2 separate regions of the Mus musculus genome follow, and region 1 is linked to region 2. The links are chromatin loops, found by intact Hi-C in ENCODE. Cell type or tissue: heart. All regions are shown on one strand. Links, peaks and the distances in the headings refer to the core of each region. The heading gives the core; the rest is flanking DNA. Region 1 holds the start of Nt5dc2 (5'-nucleotidase domain containing 2). Region 2 overlaps Nisch (nischarin).

Evidence for each region. Hi-C counts contacts between places; a loop is a spot of excess contacts. Peaks named below come from ENCODE experiments on the same cell type or tissue, not always from the same donor. Only the 100,000 strongest peaks of a DNase experiment are listed, where the experiment ranks them.
Region 1: a loop joins it to region 2, with 4 times the contacts of the local background. A loop is called at or near these places in 17 of 42 quality-filtered maps.

What each region holds. Positions count from the first base shown.
Region 1 is chr14:31,125,022-31,137,037 of GRCm38, forward strand. It overlaps Nt5dc2 (5'-nucleotidase domain containing 2), which reads left to right and starts at 6,068. Exons shown (of 14, transcript NM_001374087.1): 1 at 6,068-6,355; 2 at 9,718-9,902; 3 at 10,009-10,083; 4 at 10,317-10,372; 5 at 10,473-10,566; 6 at 10,665-10,793; 7 at 10,897-10,957; 8 at 11,044-11,146; 9 at 11,247-11,348; 10 at 11,575-11,656. The coding sequence starts at 6,136. Smim4 (small integral membrane protein 4) reads right to left here and starts at 3,909. Exons shown (of 2, transcript NM_001308091.1): 1 at 3,612-3,909. The coding sequence starts at 3,762. In heart, for the core only: a CTCF peak has its summit at 5,892; DNase peaks (open chromatin) are centred at 5,610, 6,000, 6,690, 7,160 and 1 weaker place; H3K4me3 peaks cover 2,341 bases; H3K27ac peaks cover 2,500 bases.
Region 2 is chr14:31,188,476-31,200,491 of GRCm38, forward strand. Nisch (nischarin) reads right to left here. Exons shown (of 21, transcript NM_022656.2): 4 at 4,106-4,154; 5 at 2,910-3,073; 6 at 2,521-2,616; 7 at 1,256-1,351; 8 at 164-319. Among named protein-coding and RNA genes, the nearest start is that of Nisch, 12 kb to the right of the region's middle. In heart, for the core only: CTCF peaks have their summits at 7,711 (motif pointing left) and 7,931; DNase peaks (open chromatin) are centred at 6,546, 7,246 and 7,616; H3K27ac peaks cover 1,194 bases.

The DNA.
Region 1 (12,016 bases), core at 4,824-7,323, 65 kb before region 2:
CTTTCTGTTCTCAAAGATTTCCTTTGCCCAAGGCTCTCTGCTGCTCCCTTTCCTAAACCCAAAACCTGAGGAAGGAGCGAAGTAATGTTCCTTGTTCTCAGCAGCTGTTTTTCCAAACTACTCATTTTCTGCCCTCATGTATAAAAGAAAACATCTTCCTTTCTTTAAAAAAACAAATCCTCTTATTTCAGGGTTCATTTGATGGTCATCCTCTCAGGGATTTTACCACCGACTGCCAGCTCAGGTTTCTTGCCTGTGATGGTTTCTGTGCCTTTTTTGCCACCCATATTCTTAGGGGTGAAGGACCAACCCCTTGGCCTCCCTTATGTCTCCGGTTACAGTGTTCCGAGGGAAGAATGCTGCTCCGATGACAACTGCTTTTCCAGTCCTGGCTTTCCTGGCCTTGGAGTTTACTCCCTTCCTCTGGCCCTTTGGCTTTTCTCTTCCCTCTCTTGTGCCAAAACAGCTGAAGAAGTTACTTCACACTCTACTTACTACCTTAACTCCTTGGCCCCCCTCTAAGACTCCAACCAGAGATTGCTCCAACTGCCTCACTTCTCAATTCATGTTGCCTGAGGCAACTCTAACTGGCTCTGTTAACATGGCTGCAAGAGTTTCCTCAGCCCTGAATGACAACACTCCCTTCATAGAGAAAGGCCACTGTAAAGAACTCTAATTTTTATGGTTGATCCCACTGGGCACTGGGGCTTGTGAAGGTGGAGTCTCACAGTTCCCCACAGCCTCCCCCGACCCCTACCCCCCACTTTTTCTCAGCAGATTGAATCCAAGAATTCCTGCATGCTGAAACAAGTGCTGCACCAAGTGAGTGACAGCCCCAGCTCCAACCCCGCCTTTCTCATCAGCATTTGCATATCCTTCAGTCTCTCCTCCCTGGTCACAGTCACTTTTCCTTATCACTTGTGATGGTTTGTATGTGCTTGGCTCAGAGAGTGGCACTATTAGGATTTGTGGCCGTGTTGGAGTGGGTGTGTCACCGGAGATGTGGGCTTAAGACCCTCACCCTAGCTGCCTGGAAGTCAAGTCGTCTTCTAGCAGCCTTCAGATGTAGATGTAGAACTCTCAGCTCCCCTGCACCATGCCTGTCTGGATGCTGCCATGTTCTCACCTTGATGATAATGAACTGAACCTCTGAACCTGTATGTCAGCCCAATTAAATGTCCTTTATAAGACTTGCCTTGGTAATGATTGTTCTCAGCAGTAAAACCCTAAGACACCTGTCTTTAAGAATATCCTTCCAGCCGCACACTGGAGGCAGAGGCAGGCAGATTTCTGAATTTGAGACCAGCCTGGTCTACAAAGTGAGTTCCAGGACAGCCAGGGCTATACAGAGAAACCCTGTCTCGAAAAACTAAAAAAAAAAAAACAAACCTTCCTGGTGTTCCTTCTGACCACTCTAAGTCACCTTAAACATGCTGAAGTCTGATGCTTCCATTACAGGTTAGCTGAATGGCCTGTAAACCCAGATGTCTGGCCCAAACTGTCCTCCTGAACTTGGGATCTTTAACCCATTTCATCATGTCCTACCTTATACCCAGAATCACCCTGCCCATGGATTTAAAAATAAATAATTTTTAAAAAAGATTTTCTACTATTATATATATGAGTACACACACTAGAAGAGGGCATCAGATCCCATTACAGATGGTTGTGAGCCACCATGGGTTGCTGGGAATTGAACTCAGGACCTCTAGAAGAGCGGTTAGTGCTCCTAACTGCTGAGCCATCTCTCCAGCCCCCTGCCTGTGTTCTGTACCTTCAGTGGAAGTATCAGCCCTGCCCTTCTGTCCCCTGAGAAGTTCCCATGCCCATCTCAATTACCAGACTTATCAACACTACTCTAAGCTGTCTCAGGTCTACCCACTTCTTGGCATTCCTTCTGCCAGCCTGACTAGGCCATCAGCTCAAGTCTGGCCAACCACACAGTGCCTATGTCTCTATCAAAATAGGCTAGAGCTGGGTGTGGTGTCGCACGCCTTTAGTCCCAGCACTCGGGAGGCAGGCGGATTTCTGAGTTCGGCCAGACTGGTCTACAGAGTGAGTTCCAGGACAGCCAGGGCTATACAGAGAAACCCTGTCTCGAAAAACCAAACCAAACCAAATCAATAGGCTTGATTCTTCTTGTCCAGTACTTTTATGGCCCTGCACAGGGACCCTTCTATCCGTGCCACCTTTCACGCTGTGCATCAGCTGCAGTCCCTCGGAACAGCATACACATAAGCCTCCAGGTTTCCAGGTTCACCACTGCCATGAAGTGAGCTTCATCGATCTTCCCCGATTTACCTGGGTAACAGTCCTAAATGTCTATCTTTCCCCAAAGGCCTTCCCCATACCATCTGATCCAATGAAGTGGCCACCTAGGATTCTTAGACTACTCACAAACCCTTATGGCATGCTTAATGGTAGGGGAAGGGGTTAAAATGGAGTTTGGGATCATGTGAGGCAATTATTCTCCTACCAAACTACACCATGAGCTCTTCTGAAACTTGCCTTCTTCGCTAGATATTCTCATAGTTATTAAACATTAAGTGGAGGCCCATGCCTGTAAACCCAGAGGATGACTCTAAGTTTTGAAGATTCAAGGCCAGCATAGTCGGGCTCCGCGTCAAAGTATAGAAAGAGTAATCAGGGGCTGGAGAGATGGCTCAGTGGTTAGGAGCACTGACTGCTCTTCCAGAGGTCCTGAGTTCAATTCCCAGCAACCACATGGTGGTTCACAACCATCTGTAATGGGATCCAATGCTCTCTTCTGGTGTGTCTGAAGACAGCTACAGCGTACTCAAAATAAATCTTAGAAAGAAAGAAAGAAAGAAAGAAAGAAAGAAAGAAAGAAAGAAAGAAAGAAAGAAAGAAAGGAAGGAAGGAAGGAAGGAAGGAAGGAAGGAAGGAAGGAAGGAAGGAAGGAAGGAAGGAAGGAAGGAAGGAAGGAAGGAAGGAAGGAAGAAAGAAAGAAAGAAAGAAAGAAAGAAAGAAAGAAAGAAAGAAAGAAATGAATGGAGGTTTTGAAAGAACAACCTAAAATTCTCAAATGGTAAGTTACATGAGAGGCAGACAAAGGGCCCAAAGGTTGGGAGAAAGCCTGAAAGGAACTGGCAGTTCCAGAGGCCGTTCTCAGAAATGCCAGACATTCTTTTCACAGTTCTAGGTCAAAGACATAACCTAAGGAGAGCGAGTGACCAGTAGTAATTAGCTAGGACAGCCGGGATAACTTCCTCAGGAGTTTGGGCTAAAGCTCTCAAAGGGCAAGGGCCTTAACCTGAATTTCTGAGCTATATCTCTGAATTTCCCTCAGGACTGGTTCCTCTTCCACATGCGATTAATCCTGTTCCTTAGGCCCAAAGTCACCAGCAGGGCCAAGGACAGGCTACAAAGACCTGCACGGCCTGACTAGAGGCACGTGCCCTCTTCAAATGCCGGAAGAGGAGGAGGGCTGGATGCCAATGTGAACAAAATACAAGAGCCCTAAGGGCCTCCTGCCTCGCTGCACGAGAACTGTCAAAACACTGTTCCTAACGCCCAAAGTGAAAGGAACTCTGCAACTGAATGGATCGCATACCCACGGGAGAAACGGAGGCTGCTGCACCCTCACTTACAGAAGGTCTCCTGGCCCACGCGCACTTTAATCATGATCCACTCCATCGCACCTCCCAGGACAAAAAAGAAGGGCAGGAATCTGTAGATGCCGAATCGCTGCTTGCCGGGCACTCGCTGAAGAGCTCGCCTCACCTGGGCCCTGGAGAACATGACCGAGGCCTCCCAGTGGGGTAGGGACGGAACCAGGCAGACTGGTGTTCCCGGAGGCAGTACAAATAACCCTGCGGACCCCTGCGTGTCCGCGGAGTCCCGTGGACTGAGCACCAAGACTCGACTGCAGCGCCACAGCCCGGCCGCAAGAGTTAGGTCGCGGAAGTTAGGACAGACCCAAAGCCTGGTCGGCTCCGCCAATCAGAATGTGGCGGGACTCTCAGACTCTCCAATCAGAGTGCTGTTTGAGCGCGCGTGCTCTGTGAGGCTGAGTCGGTCTGAAGAAGCCTGCGCACGCGCCTAGATTCTGGAGACGGAGAACCTTCGGGGGGCGGGGTCTCCAACGTGGCGTGGCGGCCCCGCCCTCGACCTGCTCTCACTGCTGAGGCTCAGAGTTTACTGCCGCGCCCCCTACTCTGCCATCGCCATCTTTTTTTGTAATACCCTGACCGAGGTGTCGACCCTTTGTGAATGAAATCAGCTAAAATGCAGTTTCGTGACACTCCTTCCTTTTATTTCTGGATGTGACTGGTTTGACTTGGATTCTAATACAAACATAACTCGATATGCATTTTCGAAAGCTGAATTTTATCGTCGCAGCAAAAAGTACAACTGTCTATAACAAACATGCTAAAATAATATAAACCTATGATAAGTGGGAAATTACCGTTATTCTGGTAACTTGTAGTGTTTTTAAGCATCACAACCAATAGTTACAGAAGAGGATCAAGGTAAAGAGTGACTTCGCTGTCAAACCACAACCCTATCGGCACCCTTGTAAGATGAGCCTTTCTATGATGCTGTGAGAATTGACAATCTAAAAGAATTAAATGGCCTGGCAGTGGTGGCATATGTCTTTAATCCCAGCACTTGGAAGGCAGAGGCAGGCGTATCTCTTGAGTTCGAGGCCAGCCTGGTCTACAGAGTGAGTTCCAGGACAGCCAGGGCTACACAGAGAAACCCTGTATCAAAAAAAAAAAAAAAAAAAACAGAATTAAATGACAGATTGCAGCGAGGAGGCCTGGTGGGCCCATGCCAAGGTATGCCCCTGAGAAATTATGCTGTGCAACAAATCTGGTATGAAAGGAGTTTATTGGGGAAGGAATAGAGGCAGTGAGGGAACCATGAAGGCAGAGAAAGAGGGGGGGGGGTCATAAACAGCTGACTAAGCGCAGCCTGCCTGGAGGTACCTACTGGAGAAGCCACACACAGTGAACGCCTGGCACTTGGTGCCATTTCTCTTGGATCTGAGGACTGAAACTTGTAAAGTGTCATCCACTTGGAAGGAATCCACATGTGGCCAGGTCTTCACAGCCCACCTAGGTCAATGGACCTACAAGGGTCCACCCATAAGCCCACCCTTCGGCATCCATGACTACCCAGACCAGAATCTGATACACCCGATCCTCAGCATAGGTACAGGCAAACTACAAACGTACACATTACACACAACCTTAAACCCAACAGCCACGTGTGTTCAGTTGGGCAACTCACCACCAACAATGGACATTGGGCCCAGCCTTTCCTAGTGTACACCTGCAAGCTAAGAAAACAGAAGTGGATGGAATGAAAAGAATTTCATTGAGACAGCGCTTGAAAAAAACCATGGCAATTCAACTGGGGGCCTGCACCGTCTGGCCCATCCTTTTACAGCCGCCAAAACCTGGTGGCTGCAGTGATCCTGGCCCACAGCCAGAAGCGTATGCCCAGTAGATAGGCTCCTCATTTAAGTCGATCACCTGGGTTGGGTACCAGGCAATACAAAGAAAATGCTGCCTCAGCAGGCGTCAGCTGCCCATCAGGCCAAGTGGTCTTAGCCAGCTTGGGACTGGTACTGAAAGCAAGTAGAGCTCTTGTTGTCTTAGCGACCTCAGCTCCAGTGGAACGTGCAGTCAGTCAGAAACTGGGGCAGGGGCACGAGGCCCCGGGGCAGGAGAACTGGTCTGGAAAGAATAGGACAGAAGAGCAGGGGAGGGGCAAAAAGACCCTTGGGCAAAGGAAGAGCAGTACACTCGAGCGCTCTTGCTCCTCGGCCGTCCAGGATCTCGCGGAGACCCGGGGCTCTGCGACTTCCCGCTCAAGGGAGGAAAGGTACCGCCATCGCCACCGAGACGACCAAAGGGGGGCGCAGAGCCCCTGAGCCGAGCAGGGGACAAGGAGGCGGGGGTCGGAGCCCGCTCCGCCCCGTCCCGGAGACCTCCCGCCCCCTGGGCCGAGTGGTGCGTCCATTGGCCGGATGGGCTCCGCGCGCCTCCCCCATTGGCCGGCCGCCTTGAGAAGCACGCGGCCACGGTGGCGGGCGGGCAGTCGGAGAGCGGCGGGCAGGCGGGCCAGCGGACGGGCGGAGGGCGGCCGGGGCAGCGCGCAGGGGGCATGGCGGGTGCCGGACTGCGGGCGACAGCTAGGCGCTTGCTGCTGTGCAGAGGCCACAGCGGACCGCGGGCCGCCTCGTCCTCACCCTCCTGCCCTGGCTGCGGCCCGCCGGGTCCCGGAGCCCACTGCCCCAGCACCCCGCGCTCGGCGCCCGCAGACGGCGCGGACCTCAGCGCGCACTTATGGGCTCGTTACCAGGACATGCGGAGGCTGGTGCACGGTGGGTGACGCCGGGTGGGCAGTGAGCCGTAGGTCGTCAGACGAACGGTGCCCAACAGACGGCCAGGGCACCGACCGGGGTGAAGGACGCTTGGTGGGGCTCGCCGGGGTCCCAAAACCTGAGGGCTAAATGGCGTTTTAGAAAAGGCTCCATCGGGTTGTTAGGAGGTGTCTCTGCAGGACACCGCTACTCCTGGGGCGAGTGGGGCTTTTTGTCTTCTGGCGGCAGAAGCTTGGAATGCCTGGAGCGGCCGCTGCGCACGCGGCCCCCATGGTCTTGCTCCTGAGTCCAATCTGCGGGCAGTAGCGGTAGAACCCCTCCCAGTCCCTCGTTCTCCTCTGGCCCTTAGTTGCAGTGTGTGGACAAAGACTGACTGAGCCGTGTTCACAGATGGCACGACGTAAGGTGACACCAGACGGACACTGCAGGCACCTCTTGGCTTGTCTCTGGCGGTCTACTGCACTCTAAACACTCGGAGGAACAGAAAAGTTACTGTAGCCCCCCCCCCCCCCCTGCAATCCCTCGGGAGTTGCTATATCTCAGATAGAACTGCACAAGGCACTTAACCCTCTCCTAATCATTCCCTTGGAATGGGCTGATGAGGCTGGAGATCTGAGCGCCGAACATCTGTCCATTGGTCTGGTGGGGCCCTGCCTCTTCAGCCGATAGATGTGGTCTGGGCTGTGACCCCTATCACTGCCCAGCAGGGTGGCCCTCGGCTTCACACCCTCTGAAGACCCTCAGTGTTCTGTCCCAGAATTTCGTTGATGACTCAGAAAGAACAAGGCCAAGCAGGAGCCTGGGGACCTTCTGCAGGAAGCCCCAGAGGTGAGGTGGCTTGCATTGTCTGATAAGACAGAGGAGCCCTGACAGGGAGGTTCCAGCTGTGACTGGACTAGGGTTTCCACTCCAGCTGTGAGGAGAGCTGGACGCTGGCCAGAGTTCACCTCTTGACGTGCTGCAGTCAGATTACTTGAGACCTCTCAAGAATGGTTGCTCTTAAGGATTGGGAATATTGCAGGGTGACCAGGATTATTTAAGAAGTCAACGTTCTGCCCCTAGTGTAGACCCTCTGAGTGGCCTGAGAAACCTACTTAGGATGTTTGGGGGAGGGGGACACTACTGAGAATATCCTTCAGGACTCTTCCTCATCTTCAGGCCCTTACATGCTCTGTGAGTTCTTGTGTGCAGGGTCACTTCCACTGCCATGCCAGGGTGAGCTAGCTTCATGCCTCTGACCCCTGACGCCTGCCCGCCCGCCCCCCAGGCTAGGTTTTAGGGCCAGGGCTAGTAACCCTTCAGAGAGCAGTGGAGAAGGGCTGTCACCTAAACTGCTTGGCCTCATGGGATGAGAAAGCTAGGCAAAGAAGAGTGATGAAAGCGGGCGGAGTGGCCTGAGTGTGCATCTCATTGGGTGCCGGGTACTGGGTGGTTTAACTGGGTGCCTTTACCAAGCTTAGTTCTCTGGGCACCGGAGGTGGCAGTGTGACTTCTTCATGGAATTGGAGGAGGGAAGGAGATGAGTTTTAAGATTCACAAGTGGTAACTACCAGGGCTGTAGAACCTGAAGAAAGGAGGTCAGGGGCTTGACAGTAAAATCATAAACACCGCAGACCACCTCTGGTCATGGCTTACCCACACACCCAAAGCTCTGATTTCCTTGGTCCAGAAACGGGGAAAGTAAGCAGGGAAAGTGGGCTTCTTGCCCATCCTACTTGTTCCCAGGAGCGTTTATATGACTCTGAGAAGACCCTTAAAAGCAGAGCCAAGACGTAGTCAGAACGCTGCAAGCTTGGACCCACAAAGGCCATGTCTCTGCTTCCTGACCCAGGGGTTCTGTGGACACAGGCAACTCGTAAACAAAGTTGTCATCCAGGAGTGGAGGGAGGGTTGTGGAACTATCCAGCTGTGTGGGCAGCTGCGGCCCAGGGTCCTGTGACAGCGAGGAAAGGGTGTCCCTGAGGCTGCTCTGTAGAGAAAGCACACACATCCCTGTGAAGATCCACACTTGGCAATCTTCAGAAGTGCTGCTCTGTACTGGCTGGCTGAGGCCGCCCGAGGAACCAGCCACACCTGTTCCCACACCTACACCCTGTACTTGACACTAATGGAAATGGGGGTGGAGCCCTGTGTTCCAGAGGGGCCTCTGAGGCAACAGCCCAGCACGTAGAGGAGGTGTCTGCACAGTGCAGCAGCCGCTAGACATGATGTGGAGCCAGAGAATCTTGCTTTGTGATCAGGATCAGTGTGGCTGATAGCTTCCCTGGAGACTTGGACATCAAGTCTCTGAGACCGAGCCTCTTCCTCCCTCTTCTCTTTCTTCTGCTCTAAAAGTAACCTAGGGAGTCCCAGGCAGGGCTTTTGGCTCAGAGGCACGTCTGATCCTGCATATTGCATAGGTTCGGAGCAGAAATACTACACGAACTAGGTTGGTTCTGACTTTGTTCCCTTAGCCTAGGGCTAAGTTAAACGTTCTTGAATTCACAGACATGCAAGGGAGGACCTGATCCTGCCTGACTCACTTCCCCATCACATCGTGTCCTCCTTCTCCGTCCACTTTACCCACTCTCCAGATGGGGAAGACAAGGCAGACGAGCCTAGGGCCCCAGAACCTTCTTGGCATAGTACAGGGCTTAGCTTCCCTCTGTGAATCTTGTTGAAGCTTTTATGATGATCACCAGAAGAGAGCTGGCTTGTGTCCCCAAAACCCGACATCTTCCGTCCCGACTGTGGTAATTAGCAATGTTCCCTGGCTGAAAACCGGGAATGTCATTATGTGGTCTGGCAAGCAGTTGAAATCCGATTAGAGGGGCCTTACTCTCCCGGCCTATGGCAGGTGTGCCAAGTTGGCAGCCCCACGGGTTCTCTGCCCCTGTAATGTTCTCAGGCCTCATCCCCAGCCCTGGGTAAAGTGGAAAAGCAGCATTCATGGCCTCCGCCTCCAGTCGGATCAGAAAAGAACAAGCACCCTATGGGAGGAGTCCTCAGTCCCTGCACTCCACTTGGACGGGGTTTGAGCGTGGGGTATGACTCTTCTGAGGACTGCTGCCAGGGTTCCCACATACCCATGTCTGGTAGGACTTAGTAACCAGCCTGGGAGAAACCCAGGTCCAGAATCCGTGGTGCACTGCAGGTGATTAACAGAAAAGGGAGGCCTGTGACTCTGACCCAATCCCCAGAGGAAGCAGGCTAGCCCATTGCCAATTCTGCCTTACCTTGGCCCATTCCTTCTCTGGTGTCTACTGCAATGGCCAAGATGTCTCGTGGGGCGCATGGGGGCGGGTAGCCACAAGCACTCGGGCCGTTTGCCGTAACTGAGACAATGGTGATGGTCCTGCCTTCTTGGTTCTCCTTCCCTGTAGACCTTCTGCCCCCTGAGGTCTGCAGCCTCCTAAACCCAGCAGCTATTTATGCCAACAATGAGATCAGCCTGAGTGACGTCGAAGTCTATGGCTTTGACTACGACTACACGCTGGCCCAGTATGCGGATGCACTGCACCCTGAGATCTTCAATGCTGCCCGGGACATCTTGATAGAGCACTACAAGGTGAGACCAACAGGACCGAGTGTGACCTATGCCCCAGACTGAGTCCTGGGGTTCCCCTGGTATCCTGGGCTGGGGGCTAGCACTGCTACTGGCTTTTTGCCAACAGTATCCTGAGGGGATCCGGAAGTATGACTATGACCCCAGCTTTGCCATCCGTGGCCTGCACTACGACATTCAGAAGGTGAGTGGCTAGGCACTGACTGACCCCCTCCTGACTAGATGTGAACAGGGCCAGCTTCTTCAACCTCCATCTCTCCTCATCAGACCACCCCCACTTCAGTTGTAGCTTCCCGCCCCCCCCCCCCCAGTAGCATCTGGTGGAGTTTTTGTTGCTGAGGGTTGGGAGGTCCCAGGAGAAGCTGGTTCAGGGCCAGCAACAGACACCTCCCTCACCACTGGCCCTGCCCCCTCCAGAGCCTTCTGATGAAAATTGACGCTTTTCACTATGTACAACTGGGAACGGCCTACAGGTTCGTGCTGGGTCCGCCCTCATCCTGCCCTTGTCCCTATGCTATACCACTGCCTGGGCTCAGGCTGAGGGCATCTGTCCCCGACTCACCCCCAACTCAGGGGCCTCAAGCCTGTGCCGGACGATGAAGTGATCGACCTGTACGGCGGCACCCAGCACATCCCACTCTACCAGATGAGCGGCTTCTATGGCAAGGTATCCCACACCACCTTGCCCTTGCCCGAAGCACCCAGACCAGAGATTTTGATCCCGCGGTCCTTGGCATGGTGGCTGAGAGTGAACTCCCTCCCCAGGGCCCATCTATCAAGCAGTTCATGGACATCTTCTCGCTCCCAGAGATGGCTCTGCTGTCCTGTGTGGTGGACTACTTTCTGGGCCACGGCCTGGAGTTTGACCAAGTACATCTCTACAAGGATGTGACGGTGAGAGGACGTGGGGACTGTCCCTTAGATGAAACGAAATCTGTTTGCAACATGGTAGGCCTCCCTCTCTAGCATATCCTCACTGTCCCCTCGTGCCCTCCAGGATGCTATCCGCGATGTGCATGTAAAGGGCCTCATGTACCAGTGGATCGAGCAAGACATGGGTAAGGGTGGACAGTAGCCCTTACCGTGGCCTGCCTGAGCATGAGGCTCACAGACCTGGCCCTTGCAGACCCATCTTCCCTTTCAGAGAAGTACATCCTGAGAGGAGATGAGACATTTGCGGTGCTGAGCCGCCTGGTGGCCCATGGGAAACAGCTGTTCCTCATTACCAACAGTCCCTTCAGCTTTGTGTGAGTCCAGGCCCACGGGAGAAGGCTATGCAGGGAGCTGGGAGTTGCTCAGCACAGTGCTGCTCCCAGACCTCCTATAGCCAGTGCCACCTCCACACAGGGACAAAGGTATGCGGCACATGGTAGGTCCCGATTGGCGCCAACTCTTCGACGTCGTCATCGTCCAGGCAGACAAGCCCAACTTTTTCACCGACAGGCGCAAGTACGGGCGTAGCAGGGCGTATGGGGTTGTGGGAGGAGGATGGAGGCACCATGCCAACGAGAAGACACGGGCACAAAACCCAGGGGCCCTTGACTAAGTATTCTGTGTGACCCCCTTGCTGGTCAGTGTCCTAGTTGAGCGGATGGGCCTTTACAGGGATAAGGAGGGAGTTACCTAGCCTGGCTCTGTCACCGACTGCAAATCGGGTTCTTTGCTCTTTACGCAGGCCTTTTCGCAAGCTTGACGAGAAGGGCTCCCTCCACTGGGACCGTATCACTCGCCTAGAGAAGGGCAAGATCTATCGGCAGGTAAGGACGGTGCCTGGTGGTCGGCCCTGGACTGTGCAGGGCAGCCTCCCAACCTTGACCATGCTTGCACTGTGGGGCTAGAGCCAACGGCACCAGGGCAGGACTGTTAGGAAGGAAGCTAGATACTAGGGGATACACTCACTGATACTAAGAGATAGTATAGAGATAGCCTTTTGGTCACATGCCTGCACAGTGGCCCAGGAGCCCTGGCCTCGTCTCCTAGGTCCTGCTTTCCTCTAGCGTGCCTCCCTTGCACAGTGATTCCTGTGAACAGTTATCACTGAACACTGCTACAGGCAAAACCAGCCTGGTTGAAACCCTGCGGTGGACCTGTGGAGACAGTTTATGAATTGAGGCACA
Region 2 (12,016 bases), core at 6,424-8,923:
CACTGAGCCATCTCTCCAGCTTGAAATTTAATTTTAAAACTACGAACAATGTATAGAATACTGAATATAGAATTTTGGGGAAGCCTTCAGAAAAAGATCAATTCTAACAGGCAATCCTAGGGTCTGGGTGGTCTGAGAGCCTGAGAGGCTGCTACAATCATACCACAGATTCGTCGATCTCACAGATGCTGTTGTGGCTCAGGTCTAGAGTAGTCAGTGCTTGCCATGTTGGGATGATAGCAGTCACAGGGCCTCCGAGGGTAGCAGTGCCTTCAGGCTCCCACTCATCAAATTCTGAGGCTTCAGGAGCAAGCACTTCCTGCATAAGAACATCTGTTGAGCACCACACTTGGGCCTCACGCGACACTGAGTGGAACATGCCACAGTTGCAAAATTTAAGGAAGAGCTGGGGCATATCTAGCATGTGGAAATGAGCTTGCATTAAAGGGGCTTTGGGTCATGTGTCTAAGCGGTTGTGAAATAACTGAAAGGCTTAGCATACCAGCAGCTTGAGTAAGTTCTGGCCCTGTGACTTCAAGAATAAATTCTAGTCAAGCCTCTCGGGCCTCTGCTATAGAGTGATATCTTTCCCGGCTTAACCAGAAGAGACTGAAGGGCTCTGGTGTTGCCAGGCAACCATGCTTTCAGAATGGTCTCTACTGTGGGCAGCAAATCCCTTAGCCATGACTTCACAGGGAGCGAATCATCGATAAGAGGAGAGTAACAGCCCAGAGCATCAATCACCAAAGGAGAGGGAGGCAGTTCTCCCTGGTTTGACTTCTTCTACAAGACATCTTCTTAGGATCAGCCTGGGTTGCTTTAGCCACACGGCAAGGAACACCTTCCAAGGGATAAGGCAGCTACACTTTGTTCTCCCTACAGCTTCTTCCTTTCAGCCAGGTGCCTTAGGCGAAAGAAGTTTCAATAAACCCAAATTCTGATCAGACGCCTAAGTCATAAAATTTGCTACTACATATGGTCTCTATGCTAAGGGAGGATTTTAACCTTGTGATGATGATATCCACAAAACCATAAAAGGAACTTCCGACATTGGCAGCTGGCTGTTTCTGTTACTCATGTCCAGACAAGGCCCAACCCTTCTAAGCCTCATCTTCCTCTTCAAGTCCATGGAGGAAGAGAGACAAATAAGTGCTAAGCCAGGGCTGCTGGGCTCAGAGGAAATTCAGTCAGGTTCACTCACAAAGGCTGTGCCCACAGGCCAGGCCCCAGGCAGAAACACAAAGGCAGATCTCACCTTCATTGAGGTTGCTGAGAATCTAACACTCATTGTGGCTAAAGTGGGCTTGGAGGTGACCAGCCCTCGGATATGCTTGGCATCACAATGACTTATCTGGAACAAAAAACAGCTGTGTCTCAGAAATGGCATCTTGAAGCCTCAGAAACCCCAGGAATTAGGCATTCCTTTGACAAAAGGTGACTCTTTCAGCCTGGTGACAGCAGTGGCACACCTTTACTTCCAGAACTCAGGAGGCAGAGGCAGGCGGATTTCTGAGTTTGAGGCCAGCCTGGTCTACAGCATGAGTTCCAGGTCAGCCAGGGCTACACAGAGAAACCCTGTCTCAAACAAATAAACAAACAACCTTGGTCTTTTTTATTCCCCAGTGCTACTTAGCAGATTAACGGTTTTAAGCATCTAGTAAGAAAGGCATTTAGCTAGGCATAGTTTCAAACACCTCTGATCTCAGTACTCAGGAGCAGAGGCAGGTGGATCTCTGTGAGTTCAAGGCCAATCTCACCTACACAGTGAGTTCCAGGACAGCCAGAGCTACACAGTGAGACCCTGTCTCAAAAATGGACTCTCATGTTATGAGACACAAATTCCACTTCTTTGGTTAAGGGATATCTGGGTTTGCCAAGTAAACAGAAAAGGAGGACACAGGAATCAGAGCAGGGAACAAAGGGGTTCCCTCCACAGTACAGGGGGCGTCTCTTCTGCCTTCTCAACTGCCCCACGTCCTCAAGTAAGAGCAGGTCAGTGGGAGCAGGCTTCTGGAGTTCAACCAAGCCTCCTCCTCGCCCTAAGCCTAGTTTCCTCGGCTGTAAACAGAAGGAAAGCTTCTATACGTCACAGAACAGCTGGGAGACTTGATGGAGTATACATGGACGCAGGGTACAAGGCTGAGCATACAAGCCAAGCTCAGGAAACACAGGCCTTTGACTTGGAAAACAAAGAATTTGAACTGCCTCTCTCTGGCCTTTGGGATGGTTTCTGTGACTTCTACCTGAATAATGCTTGTCCTTGGCTCCTCGAGAGACCAGAGGGACCAGGCTCTGGAGCTCTGCATATCTAATACTTCCTATTGCAGGGATGGAGGCCTGCAACCAGCTGAGGTCAGAAAAGGCTCCCTTTCTGTCTTTAGAGGGGCTTGACTTACTTGGATAGAACCTGCCAATCTATTGACAAATATGAAAGCAACCATTCCTACACACAGACATTAGGTGCAAGATGCTGCTGTGCAGGGCCCAGCCCTGCCTGTTCACCAGCAGACTCGGTCTTACCTCCACCTGGTGAAGAGACTTGAATATTGAAAGATCAAAGGGCAAGAGCTGCTCCTTAATATTGCTGGTCCCAAAAGGTCCTTCTGTGCCTGAAACCTAAGACCAAAATAGATTTAAATTAGAGATGCTAATACCTTCCCCATCTGCACGTTTGGGTCACTGTGGCAGTAGCTGTCAAACTCAAAAGTTCTGACCACTTCTACAGTATTGAGACAGTGGGCCCTGCTGGCCTCTGCTGCTCACAGGCAGAAGCACGGTATCAAGGACACTATGTCCTTTTCATATACCGAACACCCCAAGCCCTGGTCCTCTTCACACACTGGCAGCTAATAAGCTGTCAGAACTAGAGCCAAGTGAGTGACTGCACAACTAAGCTGCTGCATCTTTACCTTAAGATACTTAAGGCGACAGGTGAAGTCTAGGATGTGTCCAAGGTCAGTCTTGGCATCACCACTGGCACAAGTAGGCTTTCCCTGTTGCAGCTGTTCTGTGATAGCATAGAGCTGCAAGGGCCTGATGGCAAAGACCTCACCGGCTCCTAGAAGTTGCTCTCCTGTAACAGCCAAACCCAAAGGTAAGTGTCTAGACTCAGTCCCAGCCTGTTGTACAGCCAGGGCATTATAAGCACCAAGCCAACAGTCAATAAGCATGCAGCAAGCACCTATGACATGCACCCGCCCACCATGTAAAGCTGGTCTTAAGTACATAGGAGCAGCCTTTTGGAGCTCACACTGGGCATAGGGCAGTCCTGGACACGTGATGAGAAAGGAGGGATGTGTTGCGGGAGTGGGGAGCCATCCAGAAGAGTAGAGATTTAAGGCACTGACTGAGACAGGACAAGGCTAAGAAAGGCAGTGCTCTGGGTATCACAACTACACTGCACCCTCTAATATGTAGAGACTAAGGTCAAATAAGATGCCAGCATTTAGTCCTTAAATTGCTTCTTCTATCAGGTCTCTGGGCCTCTGACCACTAGCATCCTTCCTCTACTTCAGGGAAGGTAGTAAATACTAAATGTAAGCATGCTGGCAGGGGCTGCTCACTACATGTCAGCTATTGTTAATATGTTCTCTGGCAAGACCATGATGCAAGACTGACTCCTACTTGCGATTTGAACACTTCCAAGCAAGGACAAATCAGGTGCAAGATGGCAGCATGCCAGCCATCTTTCAACATCCCATGTGGCTTGGAACTCGATCCTGAGACTTGGGTGAGACCCAGACACTCACCATGCACAAGCCTGGCTACCTGAGTTTGATTCCCAGAACCTACATAAAGGTGGAATGAGAGAACTGACTCTACCAAGTTGTCCTCTGATCTCCCTATGTGTGCTGTGACACATGTCTCGCCCCCCTCCATAATAATAATAAGACAGACAACTAATGCTAACAAGGAATCTTAAGAATGAAGGGGTATAGATCTTCACCTGCAGGGCAAGTAGGTGGGTAGCCGGGACCTGACACCTTCAAGAAGGTGGGCCCTGGAGAAGACCTTACAGGTGAGCTCATGCTAGCCTGAGCCTTCTGCTACCTACTAGATTAGGCAAATGGCCCAGCATTTCAAGGACCAAGTGCTATGTATGTACCTTTTTCAAAGAGTTCTTCAGCCAGTGCTGCAGTGACACCATTTACTTCCTGTGGAGAAACAAGCCCTGTAGTTAGACACCTACCTGTCCATCCCTGGAATTGCACACACCCCGCTAGCTACTCAGTCTGCTTGTGGAGGGCCAAGTCTAGATCTCAGGAGTGTCCAATCTTTGACACTGCAATAAGACACTGTCACTTTCAAAACCCACACTTGAGAACTGCACAATCAAGTAACAATATAGTCACAACAAACATCTGATGATGTTCTAAGTGAGTGTTCTGTACTGGGTTGTATCATGCCTATCCTCCAGCTGCATGGCCTGCAAGCAGCTAGCAGGACACAGCTGTGAGATGGGAAAAAAGCTGGAGGTGGAAGAAAAGCTAGAACAAAGCAAGGAGCTTAGAAACAGAACCATAGAACAAAGCAAGGAGCTTAGAAACAGAACCAAGTATTTTCGGATCTCTGGATGTCGGAATGGTCTGCACAACATGGCGGATCGTGCTACAGCCCATAGTCAGCAAAGATTGACCAATGGTAAGGATTGGCTGGGGAGCCAGCATATCCCTAAACTGACTCTGGAGAAAGGAATTGCCACCTTCTCTCTTGTCAAATGTTTCTTGAAAAGAGTGGACACACCTTTGTCCTGTGTGCATCCCTTCCAGAGTCAGAGCAGTCCCACAAAGCCCCTGGGTCACTAGGAAGATGTGGCAAAGGTTTTTCAAATAATGCAATGCCTTAAGGAGACATGGCAAGAACCATGTTCTCTTACATTAACAGCAGTCATGCTAGGCTCTAGTACAATGCCTGAGTACTCGGTAGGTTCTGGCTGGCTGACTTCTCCCACTGCCCTACAAGAGGACCTGCTACCTTGTACCATGTAACACAGATAAGCAAACACAGGTGGAGAGCTTTAGGGACATCCCAATTTTATATGGCTATAAACCAGTAAAGCTACCCTCCAGCACGCAATCTTGGTTCCCCCTATACATAACCAACTGCCTCTGCACTCAAAACAATCGTGGGCCGAGAGACAGCTCAGTGGTTATCAGCGTTGGCCACTCTTCTAGGGAACTCTGGTTTGGACCCACGTGGTGGCTCACAACCATTGATTTTGAGCTAATTTTAGGCTCAAATTCCAACTTTAGGAATCTCTTCTAACCTCAGATACAGACACAAGCATGGTGTATGTGTGTGTGTGTATATATATATGTCAAAAAAACACTCATACACATAAAATTCTAAAAATCTAAAAACAATCGTGTTTTTTGCAGACCCCATCAAAACCTTCCACCCCACCTCCCACAGGCAAGAGATTAAATTGGCAGATGGTAGTACACAGGTCTTTTTGTAAACAAGCCCAGATGGCGGTGCAAATAACCCCTCAGCACTCATAGGACGCTGCTGCTACCGCTGCTAGAGCATAGCTAGGATACACACGTATTTATAGAACTTACAAAGCACCAGGCTGTAGGGAAGGGGGGGGGTGTTCCTGTTTTTCTTAGTACTTGTCTCTTCTTCATAACCTTACAAATCATAGCTACCCCCGTCGAATACTGGAAACTGAACCTAGGGCCTCTATCACTGAGCTATGGCAATCACCCCTTTTGTGTTTTGGACAGAATCTCTCTCACCAAGTTACCTGGCTGGGTTCAAATTCAGAATCCTCTTCCTGCAACCTCCCAAGTAGCTGGGATAGATAGGAGCTGTTCACCTAGCTCCTGACAGCACTTTTTTAAAAAAGATTTATTTATTAATTTTATGTATGTGAGTACACTGTAGCTGTACAGATGGTTGTGAGCCTTCATGTGGTTGTTGGAAATTTAATTTTTAGGACCTCTGCTCACTCTGGTCAATCCTGCTCCCTCAGTCCCTGCTTGCTCCGGCCCAAAGATTTATTTATCATTATAAATAAGTACACTGTAGCTGACTTCAGACACATCAGATAGCATCATTGGTGGTTGCGAGCCACCATGTGGTTGCTCAGATTTGGACTCAGGACCTTCAGAAGAGCAGTCAGTGCTCTTAACCACTGAGCCATCTTGCCAGCCCCCTGACAGCACTTTTAATGGTTGTTTATACAGGAAGCATTTCCTCTGGCCTGGTTGTCCTTTGATCAAGGTGGTTTTCTTAACATAGTGAGGTTTTTCACTTTTATGTTTAACCTCTAATTCTTTTCCTTTGTAACTGCAAGGATCTTTTATTCCAAGAATGTAAGAATATTTTCCTGTTTTATTTTCTTGACCTTTTATGATCTTTAAAAGTTGTGTTTATTCAGTTTATATATAACGTAAGAACTGTTCCTCTGTCACTTCATCCCTCGGTGTACAGAAAGCCATCACAGCTGTGTTAGAGAGTTAGGGCTACAGGTCACAATGTAGAAGGCCAGCAGAGAAGCAGGGTGCCAGCTGGCAGAGGCTGCAGGTTGTAGAAAGCTCAACCTCAGTCTCCACCTCCCACGCCCATCAGTTCCCCTGGCAGACGTGAGGCTCTGAGCCCAGCCAGGAAAACGCCTGGACTAACCACAGACATGTCTCCCACGTACTTCAAAAAACGATGCCCTCTACTTCCTATCCTCCTGCAGTCAGACCACCAACTGCTTAAGTCCCAGGGGCTGCCAGCCTACACTTCCCTCAGCTCCCAGGCAGTGCAGGCACTGTACTGGCACAGGAAGTCCGACTTTCTGCCCTGTCGTCAACGCGGTCCGGCCCTCCCCCTCCTTGTGTATTTCTTTGGACAACTGGTGTTGATTGAGACAGAGCAGAGACAGAATCATGCTGCATATCCGCCCTGCGAAGGAGACAGGGCTGGAGTTTCCAGAAAACACAGAGAGTTGATATGAGGAGCCAAGAGCTTTAATTTCTGAAGAATATCGAAAGCAAACTGTACCACTCTCCCACTCAGGGCACAGGAAGAGCATCCTGTTGCCCTTCCTACTTGGCTTCCTCAGACTGATCTTCATCTTAGGAGAGAGCCAAAACCAAGGGACTCTGAAATCCCTCAGACTGCAAACCTAGAACACCAGCCTCCTCTGGTCACACTGCACCTGTGGGTGAAGCAATACAGTCAGGCCTCTCTCTGGGACAGTAAGAGGCAGGGCAGGGGGCTCAGTAGCCCCTGAGCCCAGCTATGGACTCCCGTGTTGTGTCACCTGTGGAGACAGGTGGTTCTTTACATAGCGTGCTATATTTGTGCTGAAGGGACCTGAAGTGCTTTGAGGTAACACAACTGTAAAATAACATGTGCTACAGACTTGATCAGCCATGCCAGGAAGAGGACCATGTGTCAGTGTGCACTCTTGGGGGAAAAGGCACATGCTTACGCCCCCCGCCTCCCAAGAACTTTTAAAAGTCTGTTGTGCTGGGATGGAACCCGGGGCCTTTTCCATTCTAGATAAGCTACACCTCCACTTTGGGCTTCATGTAACCACTATGTGGACTTAGAGCCTAGCATCAAGTGTACCCCCAAATACATATGCCAGTGCTCAATTAAAAACCCCTAGCCAGGGGCTGGAGAGTGAGTTCAGCAATTAAGAGCACTGAGTTCAATTTCCAACCAGCACACAGTGGCTCACAAGCATCTATGATGGGGTTTGATGCCCCCTTGTGGCACACAGGTGTACATGAGGATAGAGCACTCATACATAAAATACACAAAATAAGTAAAATTCAAACAAACAAACAAACACCTAGCCAGGCCCTGATATCTCTTGGCCTGTGCTAAAGCACTGTGCCTGTCAGTGGACACTAGCCAGGCATTAATGACAAGCCACAGAGGCCATCACTCAGATGTGACCTAGATACACAGAGTAAGGATTGAGGGAGCTCGGCTAGCTTCTATTTTGTGCTAGTAGAAGTCAGCCATAATATATGTGGTTCAACTTTCAGCAAAGATTCCTCACTTAAGGATTCACATAAAACTTTAAAAGAGCTCCAGGACTATAACCTTGAAAACCAAACACACCAAGCAGGCCTGTTATCACCCACAGTCCTTTCAACTAAAACAAATGATAATAAAATGGATCTAAAGCCAGTACTAACAGTTGACAGTTACATTTCAAATTAAAAAATTTTTTTTGTTTACAGTCAAGTGTCAAGTAGCTTTAATATAAGGAAATGATATAAACTTTCCTTTTGAAGAGACCTGAGTCTCCTTCCCTACCAGAACAGCCCAGTATGACGACACGTGGTGTGCCTGACCCATGCCTCTTCTAAGCCTCAGACATTCACTGTGCAATCTCATGCAGCCTTCAAAGAGTCCCAGATCATCACTCTCAGAACAGTTCAGGGTGCAGAAAAGTTGAATGAATGACTTGGAATTAACATGAAATGAGCAGGTCTGGAGGACAAACTTGGCTCTGTCTATTTTCCAAGTTCACTGTAAGAACGGTTATGGTTGTGATAATCCATGGATTGGTTTCTACAGAGTCAGAACCATCTCTAGAGGTTCTGAGATGGGATCTATGACTGTGGGTCTAGGAAGCTAAGAGTGCAGCTATCCAGGAGTAGGAAGCAAAGGTTGCTCCAGCCCCTGGATTCCCATTTTAGAGTTGGATGAAAGAATCCCCTAGTCATTAAAATCCATACTTTGAAAGAATCAAGCTAGGACCTCCCCCTCACTTCATACCATACACAAAAATGAACTCAAAATGGGTCAACATCCTAAATGTGAAACAAAATTCATAAGAGAAAATATAAATTCCTGTGACACTGGGGGGGGGGGGGATGGTTTCTCAGATATGGTTCCCAAAACATGTGGCCAAAACACGCAAAAGATGGACTTGGTCAAAACCGAAAGCATGGATGCTTCAAAGGATGAAATGAAAATAGATAAAACATTTTAAAGGGTACTATCAAGTCACAAAAGCCAGGTGTAGTGATACATGTTATAATCCCAGCACTTGGGAGGCTGAGGCAGGAGGATGGTGAGTTTGAGGCCAGCTTGTTCCACATAGTTCTAAGCCAGCCTATGCTCTATAGAGACCATGTCCTGAGAAACAACAAAAGAATAAAGCAAGAGGCCGTGAGCACAGCTCTGTGGGGCTCCACATGTGGAGAGTAAAAGCCCTGAATTTGATCTGCAGGCCCCCACCTCCCGCAAAAAAAGAGAAGAAAAAAAAAAAGAACAAAGGGTAAAAAAACCTTCACGGAACAAGATGAGTTATTTGCATATCACACTTCTGATAAGGGTTTAGCACCCAGAATTCATAAAGAACTCTTACAACTCAACACAAACAAAACAACAGCAGCAAGCCCCGATACTAAATAAAAGGACAAGGGATTTAAATCCATTTCTCCAAAAATACAAATGGCAAATAAGCATATAAAAAATTCTCAACAGCATTAGTCATGGTGCAAGTGCAAGCCAAGCTCACGATGACACTACTCCACCCCTCCCGCGGGGTATGGGCTAAGACGGCACACGTGCTGGTGTAAGGCAGGCTGGGGAGGCTGCAGCCTACACACTGTGACTGAGAATGTACGGAGCAGCAGTCTGGTGGCTCCTCCAGCTCACCTTCCCCTCCTGGGCACACATGAAGTAGGTATGAAACACACACTCACATAAAACCTTAGGCTGTAACCTCCCCCAGCCAGTTTCAGTTTCTGTGGTAATCATGGTCAACTACAGTCCAAAATTATTCAATGGAAAATGCCAGGAATGAACAGTTCATAAGTTTTCAAGCACACATCATTCTGAGTAGCAGGAAGCCTCCAGCTGTCCCACTCTGTCCCCTGGAACCCGAGCCACCCTTGTCCGGCACATTTACTTAATCTATCATCACGGACTAGTCACTCACAGCCACCTTGGCTACCACAGTATTGAAATGTGTGTGCGTAACTCTTTCTTGATTTTAGGATCGTCTGTACATGCAAGAGTAGTGATGCAGAGATTCAGATGTGCCAAAGACACGTCTTAAAGTGTCTCCAGAAGAGAAACAATGAAAAGTTTCTAATCTGATAAGAAGATAAATGAGTTATGATCTACACTAAAAATAAATCTTCAGCCCAGGAAATTATGAAGAGGAGATTCCTGCTAGTTTTGCTGTGATATTTCAAACTGTAAAAGCTCTGGTTAGAATACATAATAAGTACCATCCTAAGATAGAAAAACAACAGACTTGCGGATGTAGCAAAGATTTGTGTATGCATGGGTAGGGTCGTTAGCCCTGCTTTTAGCTCTTTACTGGGGGCCTTGCAATATATTTATCACCTTACATAAGGGGATGGTGAAGGAAAAACACAATATGGTGTGGCAGTCCCTCCTTACCTACAGGGGGCATGCTCTAAAACCCACAGATGCTCAAAACAGTTCATATACTGCATTGTACAGCTACAGTGTACTCATATATACAAAATAAATAAATCTCATTTATTACGGGTGGTTACCCATAATGAGATCTGACGCCCTCTTCTGGTGTGTCTGAAGACAGCTACAGTGTACTTATGTATAATATTAAATCTTTTAGCCGGAGGGAGCAGGGACTGAGCGAGTGGAGTTGACTGGAGCGAGCAGAGGTCCTAAGAAAGTTCAATTACCAATAACCACATGAAGGCTCACAACCATCTTGTACAGCTACAGTGTACTCATATACATAAAATAAATAAATCTTTAAAAAAAATGATGCAGTGTGGTCTTTCAAAGTATCTTTTTCTTTGACCATTGCACTCACAGGACGTGATTCGTGGCACATTTTGGCACATCTGAATGGCCAGCACCATGGCTCAGGTGCTTCGGGTTACTGTCACATAGTCAGTTACCTGGACACGGCACTGTGATACTGGAACACATGATCTGACAACTGAGATGGCTACTAAGTGATGTATGCACAGTGTGGAAACACCAGAAAAGATGCCAAATCCTGTGAGCGACGGAACCACCACACCACTCAGAACGGGATGTACTTTAAAATTCATGAAAAATGAAACTTCTGGAGTCTACATTTAACATTTTCAAAGCATGGTTGCCAATATGCAACAGAAACCATGGGATTAAGTCACAGACAAAAAGGGATTTCTGAATGTAGTAACTGAAGACCATATTAATCATAAAAGGACTAAAAGTTTAATGCCAAAGTTGCTACCTGTTGTATGAACCACTTATCTGAAACACTGAGAACAAGCAAACTTAGGGACAGAAAGCAAGGCAGTGACTGTCAGGGTGGGAAGGAGGGGGACAAATACTTACTGCCCCTAGACACAGCTAGGGCTAAGTGTTCTGGAATTTGGACAGTGGTGTTCATTTCACAATTCTCCGTGAGTCAACTAGAAACTACTGAATTGTATACTTACTAAACTTTATAGTACGTGAATGATATCCCGATCTAAAAGTAATCCTCCTCTTAAACAAAGAGAAAACGACAAAAAGCCGGGTACGAAGCTAGATGTGGTGGCGCCATGTCTTTAATCCCAGCACTTGAAGGGCAAAGGCAGGCGGGCAGATCTCTTGAGTTTGAGGCCAGCCTAATCTAAAAAGTGAGTTTCCAAGAAAGCCAGGGCTACACAAAGAAACCCTTCTTGATACAAACAAGCCCCCTCAAAAGGCCAGCTATGTGGACATATACTGTAACTGCAGTTCGCAGGAGGAAGGCAGGAAGTCACTGCAAGCTCAAGGCCACCCTGGGCTACAGAGCCAATCTTACGCCAACTATGTCTATATAGTGAGAGCCTGTCCTAACAAAGTAAAATGTAAACAGTCCACACCATGGCCAAATAGAGATCTCCATGTCCATCTGCCTCCTCCAGTGTCTGCACATGACACACGTCAGGAACAACTCTGAGGAAGATGATGGCTAAGAAGAAAAGATTCCCCAGAGAGCCTCCCCACCCCACCCCCACAAAAAAGCTAACAGTGCTATCACCCTGCGTGGGATCAAATTTAAATGGAGAGCTAACCCAGTGGTTCTCAACTGGGT